Regions from separate parts of the Mus musculus genome. Here regions 1 and 3 are each linked to region 2. Evidence: chromatin loops called from intact Hi-C (ENCODE). Cell type or tissue: left cerebral cortex. All regions are shown on one strand.

The links. Peaks named below come from ENCODE experiments on the same cell type or tissue, not always from the same donor. Only the 100,000 strongest peaks of a DNase experiment are listed, where the experiment ranks them.
Region 1: a loop joins it to region 2, with 2.1 times the contacts of the local background. A loop is called at or near these places in 13 of 42 quality-filtered maps.
Region 3: a loop joins it to region 2, with 2.2 times the contacts of the local background. A loop is called at or near these places in 14 of 42 quality-filtered maps.

Annotation. Positions count from the first base shown.
Region 1 is chr14:118,219,891-118,222,390 of GRCm38, forward strand. No RefSeq gene overlaps it. Among named protein-coding and RNA genes, the nearest start is that of Gm32045, 5.2 kb to the right of the region's middle. In left cerebral cortex, a CTCF peak has its summit at 1,184 (motif pointing right); no DNase peak of the experiment used is centred here.
Region 2 is chr14:118,819,321-118,821,820 of GRCm38, forward strand. Gm32382 (a long non-coding RNA gene) reads right to left here and starts at 925. Exons shown (of 3, transcript XR_383773.4): 1 at 880-925. It also overlaps a transcript of Cldn10 not described here. In left cerebral cortex, a CTCF peak has its summit at 959 (motif pointing right); a DNase peak (open chromatin) is centred at 980.
Region 3 is chr14:118,766,713-118,769,212 of GRCm38, forward strand. No RefSeq gene overlaps it. Among named protein-coding and RNA genes, the nearest start is that of Gm22379, 7.2 kb to the right of the region's middle. In left cerebral cortex, a CTCF peak has its summit at 1,526 (motif pointing left); a DNase peak (open chromatin) is centred at 1,513.

The DNA of each region.
Region 1 (2,500 bases), 600 kb before region 2:
GTTGGATCTCATGGAGGCATTTCCTCAAGGGAGGCTCCTTTCTGTGATAACTCCAGCTTGCGTCAAGTTGACACACAAAACCAGCCAGTACATGAGGATTCTGTACAGAAGCAGAAATAACACAGAGAGCTGCATCACCAAGACCCACCCCAGCATGAGTGACAAATCACAAAATATGGGAGTCTAGAGCTTGCTGCACAGCCTACAGGCAGCTCACAGGTTAGAGGGTGTACTTTCCTGATGTCTCGGATCTAAACTTCTTTCAGACAGTTTAGCTAGCTCCAGCTTCTTCCAGGCAGCCAGTCTGATCTCAGAGTCCTTTTTTTTGCAAGTTGTCTTGTCAGCCAGTGTTCTTTGTAGCTAGGCTCTTCTGAGGAGAGCTCTGGGCAGCTTTATTGCTTACTCTGGGAAGGAGGGGCCTAGAGGATCTTCTGGTCAGTTTCAGGAACTTCCTGAAGCTGTTCTGAGTTGGTTACCTTCCTACTTAAAGAGCTTCTCTGCAGGATGAAGTGTTTTAATCTCAGGGGAAACTATTACACAACATCCTATAAAAAGGCATAAATAAGAAGAATGAAATCACAAAGAATTCAGAAGTTGTATGAGTCAGATGGAATGATGTGTGTGCACAATGTAGCCATTCACACTGACACTACCCAGCAAATCCTGAGACTAAGAGCTCTGCCAAGTACATGCTGGAGTTCTTGCCTGGTCTCTTTGAAGTTCACAGTTTTGTGCACAAGATTTAAGGGCCAGTCCTGACCTACCTGAAACCCCAGGTTTCGTCTTTGCTTCTTATTTAATACGCATGTATTCAGCCCTTTAATAGAAACGTAGTGGGCAGTTTCTGTGTGCCAGCCATGCTGCAAGCATTGGAGATACAGCAGTAAACAAATGACTGGAGATGCCCTCTTTGTGGTGCTTGTTTTAGTGAGTATAACAGAAAATATTTATATTGTATTATATTATATTATTATGTTATAACATATTATATTACATTTGAAAATGAAAAATTCTATGAAGAGAAATAAAGTGTGGAAGACAGATAGGGAGACCTGGGAATCTGGGAGATATAATTTTCTTTCTTAATTTTATTAAGGTTTATTTAATTTTTTATTTTATGGTATTTTGCCTGCAGGTATGTCTGTGTGCATGTATGTATGTGCAATGTCAGAAGAGCCCAGAAGAGGGAGACAGATCCCCTGGAACTACAGTTACTGACATTTGTTAGCCACCATTTGGGTTGTGGAAACCAAACTCAGGTCCTTTGGAAGAACACCCAGTGCTCTTAACTTCTGAGTCATCCCTCCAGCCTCAAGATGTAATTTTTCTTTCTTGAGACAGGGTCTCGTTATTATGTAGCTCTAGCTATGTTTGAACTAGCCATGTACATCATGCCAACCTTGAACCGCCAGAGATCCTTCTACCTCTGTCTCCCAAGCTCTGAGATTAGGTGCAAGGGCTACAAATCCTGCTTCAAGATGCTGTTTTTCGACAAATGGCCAGGGAGTCTTGGTGTGAAGGTAGAAACACAGATCAGCTGCGAGGGGATGAGTCAGACAGAGGGGAGGGATGTGGACTCAGTGTTAAGGAAGAACAGGGATCAGAATACAATGCGCATGTGTTTGGGCAGCAGCAAGGATGTTAGAGTGTCGCAGAAGGCTTGGACAATGAGGATTATGTAAAGCAGATCAGACCTTATGAGGATGCCGGTGGCTCTACTATAAGATAAGAAGCCATGGCTGGAAAAATTCGAGTGTGTAAATAGGGAGAGCAACTTGGTAGCCTGTGGCAAACAGAGGCGTCTCCCTAACATGCCCATACTCTGATAGCTAGGTGTGTGACTGTTGTGTTCCATGACAAACAAGGCTTTGCGCGTATGGCTAAGGTCCTGACTTCTGAAGAGAGGGAGTGTCCTAGATGGCCAGGAGGGATCTGATAAATATATGAGAGCCTTTGAGGGCAGAGGGTTTTCTTTGGCTCAGTCAGAGAGATGGAAGAGGAAAGGCCTGAGAGAGGCAGGAATGAGGAAGTCCGGGAAGCCTGCAACTTTTGCTATTGTTGCCTTGGAGGGTAGGCCCATGAAGCAGGAAGAGGTAGGCCTCAAGCGCTGGGAGCAGCTCCGGGCTGACATCCTGCGTGACAAGGCAGCACCCTATCCTCTAACCTCAGGGGACTGAATTCAGCTAACTCCCAAAGGCATTCCAAAGCACACTCCAAAGGTCACATGAAAGGTCAGCCGAGCTCAACCCTTGACTTCAACTTTTGAGACTAAGCAGAGGGCACAACCGCACCATAACTCCTATTTGAAACCTATAGCTCTGAGAGCTCAAATGGGTACCATTCAAGCCACTGCATTTGAAATATTAATTAGTAACAGGGCTAACAAAACCACCAAGAAAGCATAGACAGAGCGAAGGAGATGCTAAAGAACTGAGTCCTGGCCAAGTATTAAAGCTCACAGAAAGAGGAGGTAGTGAGAAAATTAGGAGGGAGCAGTTGA
Region 2 (2,500 bases):
CAGAGGAGTTGTCTCGGCTGTTGTTCCTGTCCCTTTTAGACAATGTGCAACATCTTAGCCCAGCTATCCTTTGTGGCTCCTCTGATGGAGAGGTCACAGCAGAGTAAATTTCCACGTACAGACAGGATTCTGCCTCCCCCGAGCTTCTCTCCCGAGCCCAAAGACAGCTTGTGAGAGTCAGTTCTACCTCTCCACCCGAGGATCCTGGGGCTTGAACACGGGGTCTTCCCTATTGGCAGCAAATGCACCTTGTCCCAGCGAACCACCCCTCGGGCCTCGGAATTTTAAAGATAGAAATACGATGATGAATATAAGCTTTTGTGTGTTTGTGACCAGTCTTGTGCTATCTGTACTCCAAGCTGCTGTGACGGTGATCTTTCTTTGCCATAGCATATGCAAAACACTTTCCATTTTAAACTGGCCGAGCAGTGGTGGCGCACACCTTTAATCCCAGCACTTGGGAGGCAGAGGCAGGCGGATTTCTGAGTTCGAGGCCAGCCTGGACTACAGAGTTCCAGGACAGCCAGGGCTACACAGAGAAACTCTGTCTCGAAAAACAAACAATCAAGCAAACAAACAAATAAATAAAAGGATTGAACACTCACTGTTTATAAACACCATCATATATCCCCAGGACTCTTTTCCTCTTGAAAAAACGGAAACTTTGTAGCTAGTAACCAGCGCAGCTCCTACTCCTAGTTCCTAGCCTCCATTAACCCAGTTCTTTACCTTCCTTGCCATAAAGCCGGATGGCCAGATTCCCAGGACCCACGTTGTGGAAGGGAACCACTGACTCCCACAATTTGTCCCCTCACCTTCACACGAGAACCATGCATGGCACAAGGACATAAACAAATACACAAAAACTTAAAAAATTACCCTGGTAATTTCCTCCAGCGCAGCAGCTGTATCTTGCCCACAATCGATGCCGAGGTGTCATGCTACATGTTACCTATAGATGGCAGTAGTGATCAACTGCTAAATCGGCTTGGCACTAAGACAACACCATTTGTTTTGTATGCTGTTGGCGACTACTGGTGGGTGAGATGTGCTGTCTGAGCTGGGTGACACGCACAAAGCCTGGGTGCGTTTCAATTTGAATGGATAGTTATTGGTATCAAGCAAGCTTGAGATTTGTATTAAATAGAAAGGCATCAGAAGTTTTTTCTCCTATGGAGGTTTTTCTGGAAAGATCCACACTATCAGCGTGGTTGAGACTTAATGCTTGTGTGTTCTTTGCCTGAGCATGGATAACTGTGCATGGATTTATAGGCTAAATGCCCACGGCAAATGTATTGTTTAAATAACACAAAAATTCCCCCAAACTTCCTCTAGCACAAACAAAGAATCTTAGGGCAGCAGATGTGGTTGGGATTTCTTTTAAAGATTTATTTTTATTATTTTGAATTCTGTGAGTATTGTGTGTGTGTGACAGGAGTGTGTGTGTGTGTGTGTGTGTGTGCACGTGTGCATGCCCACGTGCAAGGGTGTGTGGGCACTGGTGACAGCAGAGCCCAGCAAAAGGTATTGGATCCTGTTTATAGTTTGCTTTCTACTGCTGTAATAAACACAACCAGAAGCAATTTGGACTGGAAAGGGTTTACTTCATCTTGCAACTTACAGCCAGTCAGGGCAGGAGCTGCAGACAGTCCGTCAGGGCAGGAGCTGCAGACAGAGCTGCAGACAGTCCGTCAGGGCAGGAGCTGCAGACAGCTTACTGGCTTGCTCGTGGGTTCACCTTCAGCTGCCTTTCTTACACCGATCAGCAACATGTGCCCAGAGATAGGACCACCCACAGTGAGTGCCCAACCTCCACCCCATGGGCAATCATTAATCAAGAAAATGCCCCTTCAGGCTTGCCCACAGACCAGTCTTATGGAGAGAATGTCTCAATTGAGGTTTCCTCTTCAAATGACCCCCAACTTGGGTCAAGTTGACAAAAATAAACAAACCGGTACAGGTCCCCAAGTGTCCTCGGGTGTTTGTGAACTGGGAACCAAACTCAGGTTTTTGATAAGAGCAATATGGGCTCTTAGACCTGGAGCCATCTCTCCAGCCCCCTTTCTGCTCTTAGAATGAGGTCCTCCAGCCATCTAGAGAGAGCCCTAAACTCTGTTCCTTAAGTATATCTCTCGGCAGTCTCAGTCCAAACACAGCTTCCTGATAGCTTTCAGTTTACCCGTCCACCTCCTCAGCCATCACACATCCTTGACTCTTCCCTTTGATGGTGTTTGTCTAGCCTATTGACACAGACTATGTCTGTCTTTCTTGGGAACTGTAGACATTTCTCTCTCCTCTTGGTCTCAGCTACCAAACCTTTATATCTTCAACTAACTCTGCTGGACACTTCCATCCCACGAGAAAGCAAGAGCTCAGTCACATGATTCAGGCTGGCTGCTGGTGAGGCGCCTACATTTATAGATGCTAACTGAATTCAGGTGAAGAATTAAAACCAAAAAACCAAACAAACCAAAAAAACAGAATACCAAACTCCATCTCC
Region 3 (2,500 bases), 53 kb before region 2:
TTTGCTGTGAAGCCCGCTGCTTCTGTTTGTTTATGGATATTTATAAGGGAGGAAGTGCAGTGTCCAGGGTGTTTTCTCTGTGGCTTCCCTCTTCTTCGTGATCAATCTGTTATTAGACTGATAACCCGCTGCAGCACCAGGGCAAGTGGGATGGCTGCTCTTGAGCACCATTCTCTTCTCTTTGATGAAGCACTGCTGGGAGGCACACTGGCTCCGGACCGTGGGGAAACCCCTGTCTTTAGGATATAACCCCACTGGCATCACTTTTGCCTTGGATACTCCCAACCTTGGAAGGACTGACCCAGAGTGTAGAGAACTGGAGGGTTCCGTGAAAGGGCTCCATGTAAGTCTATTAGACCATCGGTGAAGTGTCAGATGCCCTTCTACAAAACATGGTGTAAGTGTAAGGGGCTTTTCTGTGCGGCAGGAATTAATTGGGTGCCAAATGTAAAAGGGTGAGCTTTTCTATGCCTGCCCTTGCTTTGAATAATGACACAGAGACCTGGTATATTTATTGAAAACTTCAGGCACTGAGCTGGGCAGATTCTGATATTCTAACTGGACTGTGCTGGTCTGGACTATTTTCCAGCCACAGGGCATTCCTGCCATCTTGGTCTCCCTCTGGCTTTCCTCAGTCCTGCCCTCTTGGCATCTCTTCCCCCATCTGATACCCTCTGCCTTCTCTCTCTGGGCACAGAAGGCTCTCTTATCCTCTCCAGCCCAGACATAAGCTGACCAGCTCTTTACTGACCAGTCAGAAGATGGTGGACAACCGTGTTTTACAAAATCACGAAATGTCATGAAAAGCTTCATAATAATAACAACACCGGAGCCGGGCATGGTAGCACACGCCTTTAATCCCAGCACTCAGGAGGCAGAGGCAGGTGGATTTCTGAGTTCAAGGCCAGCCTGGTCTACAAAGTGAGTTCCAGGACAGCCAGGGCTATACAGAGAAACCCTGTCTGGAAAAACAAACAAACAAACAAACAAACAAAAATAATGACAACACCCAGGGCCAGGCTGCAGCCAGAAATCAGCATGTGACTACACAGTGCACAAACACCTCCCCCAACAACAAGGATTAGAGAAACCGGGGCGAAAATAATATCCTCCAGGTGTAGAGCGCTCAATTTGTGACTACTTCTCAACGACAAGATATTAAGTTTCTATGGTGTTCCAGTTCCTCCAGAGTACTGTGTACTTAGTAGTTGCATGGTGCTGTACTTGATGCTCAGTAACATCCTTCCACTAACTTCTCACCAAGTGACTCACGGCTGTCTTTCTCAGTAAGGAAATTAAAGCTAAACTCTCTGGTCCTGGGAAGATAGAGGATTGGAAGACCGGATATCGGAAGTAAGTAATCAGCCGTCTTAGCCTCAGCTCTGGTCTTCTGCTTCCATTTACTTCCACGGCCAATCATTCTTAAGAAGAGTTCTAGTTTCAGGTCACCTCCCTTCTGAGCCTTCTGAGCTGAGTCGGTGGCCACAGTGTCTTATTGGTGTGTGGCCGCCACCTACTGGTCACGATATGCAACTGCAAGAGTGGGCAGGATGTGTGGATCCCTAGCGCGTGTTCAAGGTGATTGGGGTTCTTAGCTCTCCTCACCCACACACCTAGGAAAGGCTACAAGAGGCCTGACTTACGGTCGGTCGTAAGAGGGGGGAATGGATGGCTAAACGTGACGTATTCCGACATTGAATAATAAGGTATAGATGTGCAATCATGCACGGTGTACCGTGACAGCACCACGTTCCGTAAATGCACAGCGTTTAAAAGTTGCCTTCCCCTGAATGAGTGAGTGTGAAAGTCACACCCAACGCCTGCTACACATTTGCTAACCCGTATTAATAAATCCGCCAGTGATCCGTGGTTCCTGTGCAGTCACAGATAAGGTGTCTTATCTGGGTGATTCTGGAATGACCGTAAGGTGCTTGGTTTTCCCGTAACCAAGTTAAATAAACACAAGTGAAACTAAGAGGGTGTGCTCAGCAGAGTTAATAAGCAAGTGAATCTTCCGTAAGCCATGTTGGGATAACTAGAATAAAGAGTGTTGGGGCCAGCGAGATGGCGGCATGAGTGAAGGCACTTGCCACCAAGCCTGACAGTGAGAGTCAATTCCAGGGACACACATCGTGGAAGGGAAGAATCAACTCCTACAAGCTATCCACTGACACACACACACACACAAACACACACACACTCACATATACACTCACACACATATCACACACACACATACACGCACACACATACACACACATCACACACACACATCACACACACATATACAGTCACACACACATCACACACACATACACATTCACACACATCACACACACACATCACACACACATCTCACACACACATTTCACACACACACATCTCACACACACATTTCACACACACACAGCACACACACACAGCACACACACATCTCACACACACACACACATCACACACACACACACTCCTCTTTCAATTAATAAATGTAATCATTTTT